Regions from separate parts of the Homo sapiens genome. Here region 1 is linked to region 2. Evidence: read pairs that join two places in POLR2A ChIA-PET (ENCODE). Cell type or tissue: PC-9. All regions are shown on one strand.

Region 1 (8,000 bases), 260 kb after region 2:
ACCTTCCAGCGTGGGCGTCATGGCCATCATGAACATGTCACAGTGCTGCAGAGATATTGTTTATGGCCAGTTTTAGGGCCAGTTAATGGCCAGATTTTGGGGGGCCTGTTCTCAACATTACCCAGCTCCTATTTAAGATGGAGTTGCTCTGGTTCACACACCTCGGACAGAGGTAAGAATAGAAGGGAATACAAGAGAAGAAATCAAGTTCAAACTATTAAGAAACTTCTATACCTAGCTTAATAAGGCAGTATTTCTCAGCATGGTCCTTGGAGCATCTGTGTGTCAACAAATATGAGGTGTTTCTGAACATTACAGAAACCTGACCACAGTGGCATAACCACATAGGGGTTCATCTTTCCAGTTTAATAGGATGTCTGGAAATAGGCAGACAGGAGTGGTGCAGCTGCTTCAGGATGTTATTATGGACCCAGGGTTCCTGTAGCCTACTTCTTCTTCATCCTTGGCTTGTGATATTTATCCTCATGGTGGCAAAACAACACCTGTTAACACCAGGCCTCCCGATTGTTTTTCAGGAGTAGGGCTAAGAGCTTTCCCCTAATGAGGCTTTGCCTTTTCAGTTAGGAAGGGACCTGACCCTAGGCCAGAACTGTCACATGGCCACACCTATTTCAAAATTCACCTTGAGATGAAATGGCACCTCACCTTGTTACCCTAATGCAATCTTGGTGTTCTTAGTAAGGCTTAAGAGGGAAATGGGTATTGGTGGAACAACAGCAGTATTTGTTGTATTCTGTCACAGGTCACCTGGGTTGTCAAAAGTGAATTTGTGAGCTGTGTGTGGTGGTATGTGCCTGTAATCCCAGCTGCTCAGGAGGCTGAGGCAGAAGAATCCCTTAAGCTCAGGAGTTGGAGGCTAGCCTGGACAACATAGTGAGACCCTGTGTCTAAAATATTGTTTTAAAGTTAAATAAAATGGATTTATAGCCACCTATGGAATCAATCCCTGAGGGTAGGCCTTTGGGCTCTGCATTTTAATGTGCTCCTCAGGTGGTTTAGTGCAGATTGAAGCCTGAGTTCCATAAGTATAGGTGATAGAGTAGTAGAAGAAAACATACGTCTGTTTGTTTAGGAGGCAGTACATCACCATATATTTGAGACAACTAGAGGATAATACTTCATCCCATGCATATGTTAGGATACTGTGGGCTGCAAGTACCAGAAAACCCAACTCAGACTTAAATACTAAAGAAATTTTTATGTAATGCAAGTTAAAAGGCAGGACATATTTGTGATTGGTAGACTCAGTGAAGGTCATCAAATATCAGTTTTTCTTTCTCTCCACTCTGCTGTTTACCTTTTCAGCCTCATTCTATGGCTGATTCACTACTCCTAGGTTGTAAGACAGCTACCAGCAGCAATTAGTGCTTCATGTTTTCTTGTTTATATCCAGTGGGAGACAAACAAATGCTTACAATTGCTCTCCAGAGTGAGAAAGAATTCTAGAAACCTCCAACAATCCTCCATTTGTGTCTCATCAGCAAGAAGTGAACTACATGGCCATTTCTGAATGACAAGAGGGTAGCGATGGCCTTTTAACCAGTTAACGCTATGCCCATTTAGCTAGAATCAAAGTTGTCAGCATTTCCTCAATTTGCATTGTTTCAAAGAGGAAGGCTCAAATGGATGTGAGGGAGTATATCCCTATGCCAGTTCACTGCACCCAGTAATTGGCATCCTGACTTGGCCATTTAGGCACAGCCATTCTGGCTTCTCATCCCTTTGCTGAGCTTCTCACTGCAGATCCCTATCTTTTGGTTGGAGGTTGGGGGTAAGATCAGACTTTTGACAAGACCACAACAAAGGAATCACAGGTCTATCACTTTGGTCACCTTAGAAGACTAGCCAAAGCATTTCCTAACTCTTTGAGGTCGCATAGACTGCCTCTGAAGTTGTATTTCTTTCATAGCTGCAGTAGCCACACATTAATTCACTTGCTATAAATAAATCATTGGATGCATAATGAAATTTATTCTTTTCTATGAAAATTGAGGGCAGCAATTCTCATAAGGGGACTCTACTCTCCCTGCCTAATAGTGTTACAGTCATGCGTCACGTAACAGTGCTTCAGACAAATGATGGACCACATTTATGACAGTGGTCCCATAAGGCTTTAACGGAGCATTTATAGAAACCTAATATATTGCATTTGATGTTGGCATTGCAGATCAAGCAGGGAAATGACTGATATTCAGTAATGATGCTGGGACATTTGGTTTTCAATATGATAAAATATATAGAAAATAAAAATATATACCATCTAGGTTTGTATAAGTACACTCTATGTAATGTTCACACAACAAAGAAATTGGCTAATGGTGCTTTTCTTAGAATATATCCCGGTCATTAAGCAATGCATGACTGTGTTTAAAAATGTACTTAAGGATCACTTCTACCCTGGAAATGCATATTCATTAGGTAATATTTTATGTTTGGAAAAGAATACTTGCACAAGGTCTCATGGCTTCATGGCTGCTTAGTGACAGAACCAGAATTCAATTTGAGGGTACATGACCCATTTTCTTTGAGCTCTCTTTCAGCATTTTTATACTGACATCATCTATACTGGTAGAATAGTATATATAGCCAAGCACACACCAAGGCTGAATAAGAGGTAAGAGGGACAATAGATAGGTTTGAGGTTGGAGAAAACGTCGACGAATCCCATTTAGAATTTGCAAATTAAACAGCAAATATTCCATCCATCTGTAAACAAGATTCCAATCTGAGTAACTCATGTTGGAGATTTAAACTCTGAACTAGCACCATAAAAAAGGTGAAGCCAGACTCTCCATGAGAGAGGCAAGAACAAAAGAGGCAAATATCCAAGTGAAGAGAAGAGAGCAGTAAGGACCCTGATAGGGAAACAACAGGAGCCGGGGATAGTCAGATTTGCTGTAAGAGGACAGAGAGCATTTATTTATTTAAGAGACTGGGTCTATGTTGCCCAGGTTAGACTTGAACTCCTGTGCTCCAGCAATCCTTCTGCTCTCAGCCTCCCAAGTAGCTGGAACTACAGGCGCATGCCACCATGCTCAGCAGTATTAGCTCAGGGCAAAATATACTGAAATGGGGAGGAATGAGAGCAGGAAGCTAGCTAGCCCTTTTGTCTCTTTCAAACCAGCATTCCCCAGAATTGGAATTTCTACCTACGTTCTTGACCTTCTTAGTGTTACTCAAATTCTACATGTGGAGTAATCAAGGAAACTAAAGGCTTAATGACCTGTCTCTCATGTGGCATTAGGGCTTGTTTTACATTATTCTACTCAATAAAAATATAGAGGTTTTGACCGGGCGCATTGGCTCATGCCTGTAATCCCAGCACTTTGGGAGGCTGAGGCGGATGGATCACGAGGTCAAGAGTTTGAGACCAGCCTGGCCAATATGGTGAAATCCCGTCTCCACTAAAAACACGAAAATTAGCTGGGTGTGGTGGTACGTGCCTGTGGTCCCAGCTGCTCGGGAGGCTGAGGCAGGAGAATTGCGTGAACCCAGGAGGCAGAGGTTGCAGTGAGCCGAGATTGTGTCACTGCACTCCAGCCTGGACAGGGTGAGACTGTCTCAAAAAAAAAAAAAAAAAAAAAAAAAAGGTTTCATACAAAGGACTTATACCAGGTGCTATGGACTGAATGTGTCTCCTCAACATTCTTATGTTAAAGCCTAATCCCCAGTGTGATAGTATTTGGATGAAGGGCCTTTGGGAGGTAATTATTAGGTCATGAGGGTGGAGCCTTCGTGAATGGGATTAGTGACCTTATGAGACGTTGAGCGATGATCCCTCTCTTGGTCATGTGAGGATACAACAAGAAGGCAGCAAACTACAACCCAGGAAGCAGGTCCTCGCCAGACAGGATTTACCAGTGCTTTGATCTTGGACTTCCAGTCTCCAGAAATGTGAGAAATGTTTGTTGTTTAAGCCACCCAGTCTGTAGTATTTTTGCTATAGCAGCCCAAGCAGACTAAGACATCGTAAATGGGACACCCTTTTCTAAACCTGGCACTTATTAGTAGAGTATAATCAAAGTCTGAGAGAGTATTAGTTCAGAGCAGCAAAAAGCACAGATGTACCATTATCTTTGAGGTTCACATTCCTACACCCAGCAATCCCATTAAGGAATTAGGTTAAGAGAGCTCTTTATACCAGGGATCATAACATCATGGGACTGTAGGATCCAAACAAGTAACATGAAGGAGCAAAGTGGACCAAGATATGTGGTGACATCACACGTTCTTCAGCTGTTCCTCCATTTTCATTATATAAAATCTTATGTATCTGTCTTTGGAAGAAATTACTCATGCCAATCCTAGGAAGAAGGAAGCCTCTGCCCTTTAGGACATAAATCTGATACTTCAAAATATGACAACAGAATTCTCTGACCCAGTTTTAACAAAGGATTTTATTTTGTTCCCTAAAAAGTAAAATCTAGAAAATAGCAACCCACTGCAAGAAGAGTTCTATACTAAAACATTTTCAATCATTCTCTCTTCTCTTCACATGGTGTACTCTTTCATGTACACATCATCGGAAAACAGACTGATAAATGCAAACCCTGTGTGAAAGGCACATGGCACTAATATTGCTCACACCTGCTACACCTCCTTGGGAGCCAAGGGAAGCCTTTTCTGCAATCTCCCCATTTTGATAGAAACTTATCACAAATTTTTTTATAGCAAAATATTTAAAGGTCTCTTTCCCTGCTCTTCACTTATCTACTAGGAAGGTATAGAATTAAAAAGCTTTTTTTCCCCCAGCTGTGATCAAGATGTATTAAAAGAATATGAAAGAGCATCTGGGTTATTCTAGAAGTTCTGTGATCAAAACATATTAAAAAAAATTAAAGCGCATCTGGGTTATTCTAGAAGTTCCTGGGCTTTATACTTGGATATTTACAGAGGAAGTTGAACTTCAAGTTCTGCCACTCTTCAAAATGGGTGACAGGAGAGGACGTGATAGGACAGTTAAAAAAAAATTGATAGTCATTCTCTGATGGAGTGAAGCAAGCTTTGTCAACCATCAACAAATATGACTTCATTGGTCACAAGCCCTGCAGAGATCCAACAAGATTTGAGTTTTAAATACAGAACATATTTCAAACAGAACCAGCAGAGTGCTGATGTATGAATGGAATTGATTGCTGAAGGCAGAGAGTATAAAGAATCTCAAGAAACTTTTAGTGCCATTTTCATTTAATAAGCCATTGGTATAGCAACCTAAAAACCTTGGCTGTGATGACACCAGGATGTGTTTATGGAATTGCTGCAGGAAAACACAATTGGCAGCTGACATCCTCTGGCTCACAGCACCAGCTTCTCCAAGAGACTTAAGGCTGGGGTGTGTAGCGGAGGTATTTCTTGCCAGATGGGAGCTCTTTGGTGAAGACTCCTTTCGGGAAAAGTTTTTTGGCTTCTTCTTCAGGGATGGTTGGAAGGACCATCACACTATCCCCATCCTATTGAAAGACATTGAGAATGGTGAAATTCAATCTCATAGTGAAGCTTCAAGGCCTTCAGGAATTAACTTTAGAAAAGTAGCTACAGGTGCTAATGAGACTAATCAAGTGTTCTTTACTCTCCCCTCTGTGAGGATTTTGTTTTCCAAGTTGATCTTTGGCACTTTTGGCAGGAAAGCAGTTCCCCCATCTTAACAAGAAACAGTCCTGTTTTAAACCCAGTAACAGCTGGCCACCACACTTTACATTTAATTCTGAGTATCATGGCCTGCAAGCCCTGTGTGATGGAATCCTGCCTCCTCTCATCTCTTGTCCCTCACCCCACCTTCTGCAGCTTCTTCTCCAAGCATGCTAGCTTTCCTTGTATTCCTCCAACATGCCAAGCTCACTTGTAGGCCCAGTTTCTTGCACTAACTGCTCCTTCTGCCTATAGTGCTCGTCCCTCACAAGTATACATGCCTTGGTCACATCTTCTCTGTGTTTTTCTCCAAAGGTCCCTTCATAGACAGGCATTCCTTGACAGTCACTCTCCCACCCCTGTGCTGTTATTCTCCCCATCTGTGCTTGATTCTTCCCTGTAGCACCTGTTATCACCACTTAATAAACTTGTTTACTGTTTGTCTCCACTCACTGGAATGGAAGTTCTATGAGGGCAAGGACTTTCTATTATTCACTGCTATCTCCCCAGTTCACTACTATCTGGGCTCAATAAGTACATAAATAAGTAATAATAAGTTAACTAGTGGATACAGAATTTAAGTGATTTGTCTGTCAGAAAAAAACAAAACAAAACCTGCTATTCAGGTTAGCATTATTTTAAAAATGTAGCAATGTTAAGATACTCTTGTGATGTTATCCATGTCCTAAAGATGAAAAGTTTATGAACAAATTTTGGAGAATTCTAGCACAGGTTTAAAAGAATGAAGCTTAAGAGAAATTAAATACTTAATGACATTAATACACCAGTACTTTTACAGCCATGACTTAACGGAAATGGCCAATTAAGATTGTGCGATAAATATTTTGCCATCAGGGAAGGGTTAGATAAAATTTTTTTTTTTAAACCTTCTATTAGGAAAAGGAATCATTCTGACCAATAATTTTTCCAAATTATCTAAAAGTTGGAAAGCCATATAGGGAGTTTGTGTTGTGTATAAAAGGTGTTATAAAGACCTTGAAAAGGGCCTTTCAGCAAATCTTGAACTCAGCCATGAGGAAAAATCCTCCCAGTGTACTTGCGTGCTAGAAACAGGTAACACAGACCTTGAAGTTGGCCATTTAGAGACTGGCCCTTCAGGCAAGTAGAGAAACTGCTTTTTAAAAACATCTTTACCTTCCAATCAACTGGGGTGGCAACCCTTTTTTCTGCTGTCAGCTGGAGAGAGATGACTACCCTGAGAATCTCATCAAAGTTCCTGCCAGTGGTAGCTGGGTAGAGGATAGACAGCTTCAGCTTCTTATCAGGACCAAAAACAAACACCTGTAAAGCACAGAGGGGCATAAATAGGAAGAGTTCTTTGAGTGTTATTAAAGCCACTTAGAAAGCTCTGCAGTCATTAATAATGTTCAAGGGTATAAAAACAAGACAAAAACAAAGCATCTAGAAGGATACACCAACTGCTAATGTGGATGGCTGGAATACAGATAATTTTCTTCTCCCTGTTATTTTCTAAACGTAGAAGGGAATTCTATTTGGTTCTGGCTTTCCCAGTAAGAAAAACTGATATGCAAATTTAATCGAGGGAAAGGCTGTGTCAATTGGGGATGACTATCATAAAAATAATACTAATGGGAGTTGATATTGTTCCTTGAATAGTTGTGCATTTATTCAGATGAGGGATTGGGTTTGTTTTCTAGTGGGCGGAGGACAGAACAAATAAAAATTTAAAACAGAGCTGCCTTATGAAGAAGGATATGGCCCATCACTTTAAAGACAGGGCGGTCAGGAGAGCAGTCAGGAGAGCTATGAAAAGGTTTCTCAATTCTGGAAGACATTTTAGGATAAACAACTTTTTTTTTGTAGATTTCCATGAACTATGAATAAAGCAGTTGGAAAATTTAGCTGAAAATTGCATCAGCATTACAGATAATCAGTGATATTGTCGCCAATACACAGTTATTTCATAATCGTAGATATTCCCCTATCTCCTCTAGCTGGTACCAGCATTTACACGGACATACAGCCTGATCAGTTAAGCTAACTACAAAATGAATTTGTATGACCTACCACACGAGCTGTCACAGGCATGCCCTTTTCATCCTTCTCTGCTGGATCCAGCATGCCCAACAGGATGGCAAGCTCCCGATTCCTATCATCGATGATGGGAAAAGGTAACTTTTCTGTGGGCTCTTCACAATTGTAAGCATTGATATCCTGAAACACAAGTAAAAGGGGAAAGAGGAATCTAAACCCAACACATGCTCTGAATTTCATCAGTTAACAGCCATCACCTTGCAAGACAGGAAAGAGGACCAAATCACAGTAATTTTCTTTAAGCAATTTTAATTTTAAAAAGTGAGTAGATGAAC
Region 2 (8,000 bases):
TATGGTAATCAGTTTACTTTTAGTTTCTTCAGATGAATGTAGATGCTATTTGAAGAATGAATAAAGCTGAAAACAAACACGAATGACTAAGCAAAGTCATCTGGAATTGTTCTAACAAGTATATGGTGAACTTAATTGTTGAGTTTAGACAATTTAAAAATGTATGTTTATGAGCAGAGCAACACTGTATGAATTAAGCTAGGTCTAATGAAGTAGGAGAAAATTAAATACAGATTTGATTAAGTTCAAAAATAATTTAAATGAGTCACAAATGTTAAGCTCCAAATGACTTTTTTTGCACCTACATGGAGCCATGCTAGTCCGATAAACAAGGGTAAGATTTCCTTACTGGGATTTCAATATGGTATGTATCAGGTTCACTTTGGAGGAAGGATTAGAACTAGAAGGGATTTCAGAACTTTCTCTACTATCAAGAATATTCTTCAGATATTTGTGAATATCTTAGATCTGAAACGCAACTTATAGTTAGAGCAAGACATTAAAAAAAATTTTAAGTGTATAGCTCAATGAGTTCTGATAAATTATATACTCATGTAAACATGACCACAATCAAGATACAGAATATTACCATAATCCAAGAACGTTCTGAAGCAGAGAATTCTTTTTTTTTTCTGATTTTTTAAATTATACTTTAAGTTTTAGGGTACATGTGCACAATGTGCAGGTTAGTTACATATGTATACACATGCCATGTTGGTGTGCTGCACCCAGTGGGGTCCAAAGCCTAATTTAGCATATTGTTTTGGAGCTCCTCAGTGATGGCAAATCTTTATTTTTGGAAAGTGGATTTGGTATTTGAAAACAGTGGGAAGAAATGAAGAGACAAGTCTGTTATCAAGGCATCTAAAGAAGTTAGATTATTTTCAATGAGAAATTAAATGTGAGTATAAGATAATGATTCTATCAACATTAATTAATAATATAAACCACACTTAAGTCATAGTATTTCCCCTTTTATACTTTGTTGGAATTAATTTACTAATAGTTAAGAATTTTTGTATCTAAGATCATGAGAGATACTGATCTGTAGTTTTCTTTTAGTGTCTGTGGTTTCAATCAGGGCAATTCTGGCCTTATAAAATGAGTTGGTAACTTCATTCTCCTTTTCTGAAAGACTTTGCATAGGATTAGTGTTATTTCTTCTTTACATTTTTGATAAATTCACCATCTGGGACTGGCATTTTCTTTGTGAGAAGGTTTTTAAATTATTAATTCAATTTATTTCATAGATATAGGGTTATTCTGTTTTTCTGTTTCTTCTTAGTTTTTGTAATTTGTGTTTTCTTCAGAGAATTTGCCTATTTCATCTCTGAATTTATAGGTAAAATGTTGTTCATAATATTTCCTCATCATCCTTCTTATGTATAAAGAATTTGTAGTGATATCTTCTCTTTCATTTCTGTTACTGGTAACTTGTGTCTTCTTTCCTTTTTTTTCTTGATCAGTATGGAGATGGAGTTTCATCATTTTTTTTTTTTTAAAGAGCTCTTGGTTTTTATTCTAATCTTTATTATTTTCTTCCTTCTACTGTGGGTTTAATTTGCTCTTTTCTAGTTTGTAAAAGTAACCAGTGGAACAAAAATATAAACTTTCCTATATACCAAAAGAAATTAAAATAAAAAGCAAAGAAGATTCCACATAGAAAAAGAAATACAGTAAATATAACTGAATCAGGTACTATTTATAAAAATATGATAGAGTTGAAAACAAACATATCAGTCAGAGCAATAAATGCAAATGGGCTTAAATTGCCTATTTAAAGGAAAGGATTTCAAATCTGCTCATAAAGCAAAACTCAGTTCCACACTAATTCAAGAAAATTACTTAAAACATCATATTTTGAACAGGCTAAAAGTAATGGGAAGAACAAATATATACAGTCAAATGGAAACAATAAGAAAACGAGTTGAAATCCAGATATCAGACAAACTAGAACTTAGACAACAAATGAATTAAATCTGACAAGGGAGAACACTTTACAAAGCTCAAAGTCACAATTTATCATCAAGACATAAAGTTATGATTATGCATAAGGCAACACAGTAACTACCTATAGATGATATAAAGAGAAATAGACACACTGATAATAAGAGACTTTAACACACAGGTCCAAGGACAAAAAAGGAATATAGAAGAGCCAAGCGACATAATCAATAAGGTATATCTTATGCATACATATCAAATACTATATTATGAGAACAGAAACTAGAAAATACACATTTTTCTCAAGCACACATAAAATAGAAAAATTGATCATATATTAGGTTACCAAGAAAGCAAATTTCATAGAGTAGAATTACTGCAAACACTGATCAAAGTGCACTAAAACTAGCAATTAAAAATGAAATTAAAAAACACAAAAAACCCTTCCATCTAGAAATTAAAAAAAACTATTAATAGCTTTTGAGTTACAGAAATATAAACAGAATTTCTATAAAACAATGATAATGAAGCACTAAAGACTAGAATCAATTAAATATATTAAAACTAGTGATCCGAGAAGAATAGCTTTAAATACTTATAGTAGTTAATACAAAAGAATGAAAATAAATTAAGTCTCAACTCAAACAGCTAGAAAAAGAATAAGCCAAAAGAAAGTACAAGCAAGAAGATAATAAAGGTAAAACCAGAATGAAATACAATCAAGCAAAAAGGTAGATCTAATTAATAAGTAAAAAATCCTCTTTGTTTGAAAAAAGTTAAAATGGATTATTAGTTAACTTATTCAGGAAAGAAACATTAAAAACACACATACAAAATCAAAGTATTAAGGGTAAATAACCACTGCTACAGAAATTTAAAAATTAAAGAGATTACTTTGTATACCTCTATACAGATAAATTTGAAAACCTAGATGAAATTGGTAATTTTCTAGGGAAATACAGTTTACCCAAATTGATGCCTGAAAAGAAAGAAAATTTCATAGAAGAAACAGAAAAACTTAACAATAAATTACTTTACAAAAAAGCACGAAGCCTAGATGATTTCAGAGGGAAATTCTATCAAACTTTTACAGACCATAGTCTGCATAGTACATTTGTTTCAGAGCACAGAACATGAAGAAAACTTCCAACTCATTTTCATGAAGTATAATATTCATACTTAACTTGACAAAGACAGTACAAGGAAATTAAAGACTAATATCATTTATGAATATTGATGTAAAAATACTGAATATTAGCGAATAGATTCTAACACCACCATAATCAAAAGGTGTATGCCAATAATTCAAAGATGTTTTCACTTGTAGGATTCCATTAATGTAAGTTACATTAATGGGTTTAAGGAGAAAGTTCATATGATTATCTCCATAAAAACTGAAAAAGTCTTTGACAAAATTCAACACTGCTCCTAATAAAAAGTATTCAAGAGAATAGGAATTGTTGGACATGAATACTTTTTTTTTTTGGAGACAAAGTCTCACTCTGTTGCCCAGGCTGGAGTGCAGTGGCGCAGTCTCAGCTCACTGCAACCTCCGCCTCCTGGGTTCAAGCAAATACTTTCTAAACATGATAAAATATCTATACCTCAATCCTAAAGCCAGTATATTACTTAATGGGAAAACACCAGAGGCATTCCTACTAATGTCAGAAACAAATAAGTATGTACAATATTTCCATTACCATTTAACATTTTACTAGAGTTATCAAGCAACTAGACAAAAGAAAACAATTAGAAGCATGAACAATTGGAAAGGAAGAAATAAAACTACTGATATGCAGGTGATATAATAGGATTCCAAAAAAACTCTAAAGAATCAATGGTAAATGTAACACAAATAATTAAAAAATTCAGTGAGGCAGCTTTCATATACATTAATGATTACCAGTTAGAAGATATAATGGAGGAGAAAAACCTATTTTTGATAGCAACAAAAAATACTAAGAAGTGAATTTAAAAGGAAATGTAGGCTGGGTGGGGTGGCTCACACCTGTAATCTTAGCACTTTGGGAGGCCAAGGAGGGCGGATCATTTGAGGTCAGGCATTCGAGACCAGCCTGGCCAACATGGTGAAACCTTGTCTCTACTAAAAATACAAAAATTAGCCAGGCCTGGTGGTGCACGCCTGTAATCTCAGCTTCCCGGGAAGCTGAGGCAGGAGAATTGCTTGAACGGAGGTTGCAGTGAGTGGAGGTCACGTCATTGCACTCCACCCTGGGTGACACAGCCAGACTCCGTCTCAAAAAAAAAAAAAAAAAAAGAAAAAAGAAATGTATAAAAGTTAGATGAATAAAACCATAAAACGTTCCCAAGAGATACAAAAATACAATTGAAGAAATAAAATCTTGTTATTGGATAGGACAACTCAACATCATAAAATGACTGTTCTTAAGTTTACTTATAAATTAATATGATCCCAATAAATATGCCAACAAGTTATTTTATTGGAACTAGATAAGGTGACATTAAAGTTCATCTGGAAAAATAAATAGCAAGAAAGCTTGGAAAACAATGAAAAACAAAAGAGTTACATGATGGGGAGGGGTTTACTAGTCCTACCGCATACATACTAAAATTCATTATAAAACTTTAGTAATTAAGCCATAATAAATAGAAAACAGTATCATACTGGTATATGGCCTAGAACAGAAGGTCCAAAACCAAGTACATACAGAAATTTAGTGTATAATAAAGATGCTATCTGAAATCAGTGGGGCAAAGAAAGGCTTTTAAATAAACGGTATTTAGACTAGATGGCCATTTGGAAAAAGATAAAATTAGGTCCATATTTCACACCATACACAAAGATAAACTAAGACCATTTACATGCTAGAAAAAATATGTGTAAATTTCTCTGTAACCTGGGTTTGGGGACACCTTTCAAACTCTGCCTCAAAATCCAGATACCATAAAAGAAAAGACTGATACATTTGACTTTAAAAAAACCAAAAACTTTTGTATTATCAAAAATACAATAAGCAAACTTGAAAGACAAATGCAAACTGGAAAAAAATATTTGTGACATGTATCATGGATAAAAGGCTAACACTGTTAATATATAGAGAACTTTAAAAAATTGAAGAAAAAACCAAAAATCTTAATAGCAAAATGGGCAAAATACATTAAAACACAATTCACAAAAATTATACATATGGCCCTTAAAAATAGTAAAGATGTTCAACTTTAGTTATTTTCAGAGAAGTATACATTAAAATGATACTGAAATTCCCTTCTTATCTGTTAAATTAGCAAAAATTCCAAAGGCTGGCAATACAATCTGTTGGTGAGGCTGTGGACAAACATTTATCCTCATATATTACTGGTTAGAATGATTCAATCCCCATGGAAGAGAAATTGGTGATACTTAAATGAAGTTAAACTTAGGCCTTGCAATCCTATTTCTAGGAATTTATTCTAAAGATAAACTTCCAACAATATTGACATGTTCATATAAGATGTTATTCATTGCAGCATTATTTGTGATGGCAAAATATTTAAAGCTACCTAAATGCTCAAACATTGGAGACTGATTGAACCAACAGTGGTACATCCACACAAGGAGTACAATGCAGCTATGAAAAACAAGGACCATCTAAAACAACTAATATGGAATGAATTCCAGAAAATATTAAAAGGCAAGGTGCAACAAAATATATAGCATGCAAGAAAGACATAGAAATAGGAAAACATACATGTATTTAATTTTCCAAAAGGAAACACAAGACGGATAAACCAGAACCTACCATGCATCAAAATAATAAATAGCAACAAAGGACACTAATCTACTGAATAGAATAAGCCATGAGTCCACAGTGCTAATCAATGAATACGGGTTAAGAAAAATTCTTTCTTATAGCAGAATGTAGACAGAAAATGGAGTTTTTTTTTTTTTAAAATCACCACTTTGCAACCATCATAGTAAGTGTTCAGGAATAAAGGAATATGAAAGTAAAGGAGTAAAGGAATATAAAAGGAGTATAGGAGAATTCAGGAGTAAAGGAATATGATATTGGCAATATACTCTCCAATTACCCAGATAAAAATATTCATAGAGCAAGGAAAGAATGACAAGGTAAATGAGGCAAAATGTTAACAACTGGTGAATCTGGACAAAGCGTACATAAAAGTTTTGTCTTATTCCTGTGATTTCCTATAAATTTGAATATTTTTCAAATAAAGTTTAAATAGTATTTTTCCAATATAAGGCTAAAAAAGTGGTATTTTGTTTTGAAATATGTTTCTTTAATTATAGGTGAGGTTGAGCATCCTTTCATGTTTATTTTCCATTTGACCACCTTTTTTTTTTTTTTTACACATTCCTTATTATACCCTATGCTTATTTTTCCATTGTATTTTTCATGTTTTTTTTTCTGATTAAATTTGGATGAGCTCATGGGAATTACCATTTTTCTGTCATGTATGTTCCAAATAGATTTTCTGAGTTTGACATTGATTTTTTAGTTCATGATGCTTTTTATGTTGGAAAGAACAAAAAATTTTAACTTTTATGCAATCAAACCAATCTTTTTATGGTGTCTGGATTGCATCCTGCGTAGATTCTTCTGTAGTACCAAAATGTTTATAATGTTTTAATGTTTCTTAAGGCCAATGGGCCTAATACTATTAATAACTTTTACTTCAGCATATATATATGCTGAAATATACGTGTATATATACATATTTACATATATACACACATGTATATACATACATGTGTACATATGTATATGTACACATATACATACGATATATGCATATATATACACATACGTGTATATACATACACGTATATACACGTATGTGTATATATCTGCACGTATATATACGTATATATCCTTCTTAAAATAATCTCTTCCTTTGCATCTCACAACCCATGCTTGCTCTTTTCTTCTATCCTCTCTAAATATTCCCTGTTACCATTGCCAGTCACTTATCCCTCAATATTGGAAAAATTTTAGGGCTTTTTTCTTCTCTCTCCCTTTCTCAGATGATCTCATTGGTATTGATTTGTTGACCTTGTTTATGGTGCCAAACTGTTCCATTCTCCAGTACACCTGTAGTACAAATTTCCAGAAGTAGGAAGCTGAGTCAAAATAGTGTGTGTAAAAAGTATGTAACTTTGATAGATACCGCCGTAGTTCCTTTCAAAAGGGTTGTACTAATTTATACTCACACTAGCAATGATCTTATTTCCCACAGCCTTGCCAACAGGGTGTACAAAACTTCTGGATATTTGTAATCTGATAGATAAAAAATGTTACTTTGATGTAGTTTTGTGTTTTAGTTATTTTAAACAAGCATATTTCATATGTTTAAGGGGAATCTGAATTTCTTTTCTGTTTATGGCCCATTTTTCTGTTAGGTCATCGGTTTGTGTTATTGACCAACAGAAGCTCTTGACATAAGGAGATTAATGTCGTCTATGATACAAGTTACAATTTTTTTTATCCAAAATGTGTTTATCGAGATGGTTTCCCACTTATCTTGATTCAGAGTGCTTTTAGTGCTGCTTTCATCTGAAGGAACATCCTTCTTGTAAGCCTTGCTTTTCCTCCTGTAGGCTGGCAGAGGACAGTGGAGCAGCCAACACACAAAACTACAGTTTGTGCATGGCTAAAGACCATGGTGATTTTATAGCATCCTGGGCATTCCACATCCATGAAGTAGGAATTGGGGCTCTGAACCAGGCATTTCTTCTTGTGTTTCCTCTTCTCCTCTTCTGGAGAGGGATGAAGGAGATCCTTTGCAAGAGGCATGTTCTTGTGGGAAGGTCATCACCACCAGAAAGGACGATTTACAGATATTTTTCCCCAGCTTGGCTTTGACTTTTGTCTTGTAATTTTTATTTTGCTTTGTTTTACCATGCAGAAAATTTTGAATTGTATGTAGTCAAATCTATCAATTTTATCTTCTGTCTTTTCTGGGTTAGTCAATTAGAAAGACCTTTTTCACTTCAAGATTATAAAGAAATTGCTCCATATCATTGTGTAATATTTTCATGGTTTTATTTTGTATGTTTAAACGTTTGATCCATTGGA

Evidence for each region. ChIA-PET counts read pairs that join two places held together with the same protein. Peaks named below come from ENCODE experiments on the same cell type or tissue, not always from the same donor. Only the 100,000 strongest peaks of a DNase experiment are listed, where the experiment ranks them.
Region 1: POLR2A ChIA-PET joins it to region 2 with 18 read pairs; 3 of 35 experiments call an interaction of 5 or more read pairs at or near these places.

Annotation. Positions count from the first base shown.
Region 1 is chr1:173,485,206-173,493,205 of GRCh38, reverse strand. PRDX6 (peroxiredoxin 6) reads right to left here. Exons shown (of 5, transcript NM_004905.3): 3 at 7,699-7,845; 4 at 6,805-6,951; 5 at 4,391-5,471. The coding sequence ends at 5,343. It overlaps LOC124904456 (a long non-coding RNA gene), which reads left to right. Exons shown (of 2, transcript XR_007066738.1): 2 at 764-4,443. Among named protein-coding and RNA genes, the nearest start is that of PRDX6, 12 kb to the right of the region's middle. RefSeq lists a silencer at 330-530. In PC-9, no CTCF peak of the experiment used is centred here; a DNase peak (open chromatin) is centred at 3,845; H3K27ac peaks cover 856 bases.
Region 2 is chr1:173,741,393-173,749,392 of GRCh38, reverse strand. The region is part of intron 3 of KLHL20 (kelch like family member 20); the gene reads right to left. It also overlaps the pseudogene RPS27P7. Among named protein-coding and RNA genes, the nearest start is that of KLHL20, 30 kb to the right of the region's middle. In PC-9, no CTCF peak of the experiment used is centred here; no DNase peak of the experiment used is centred here.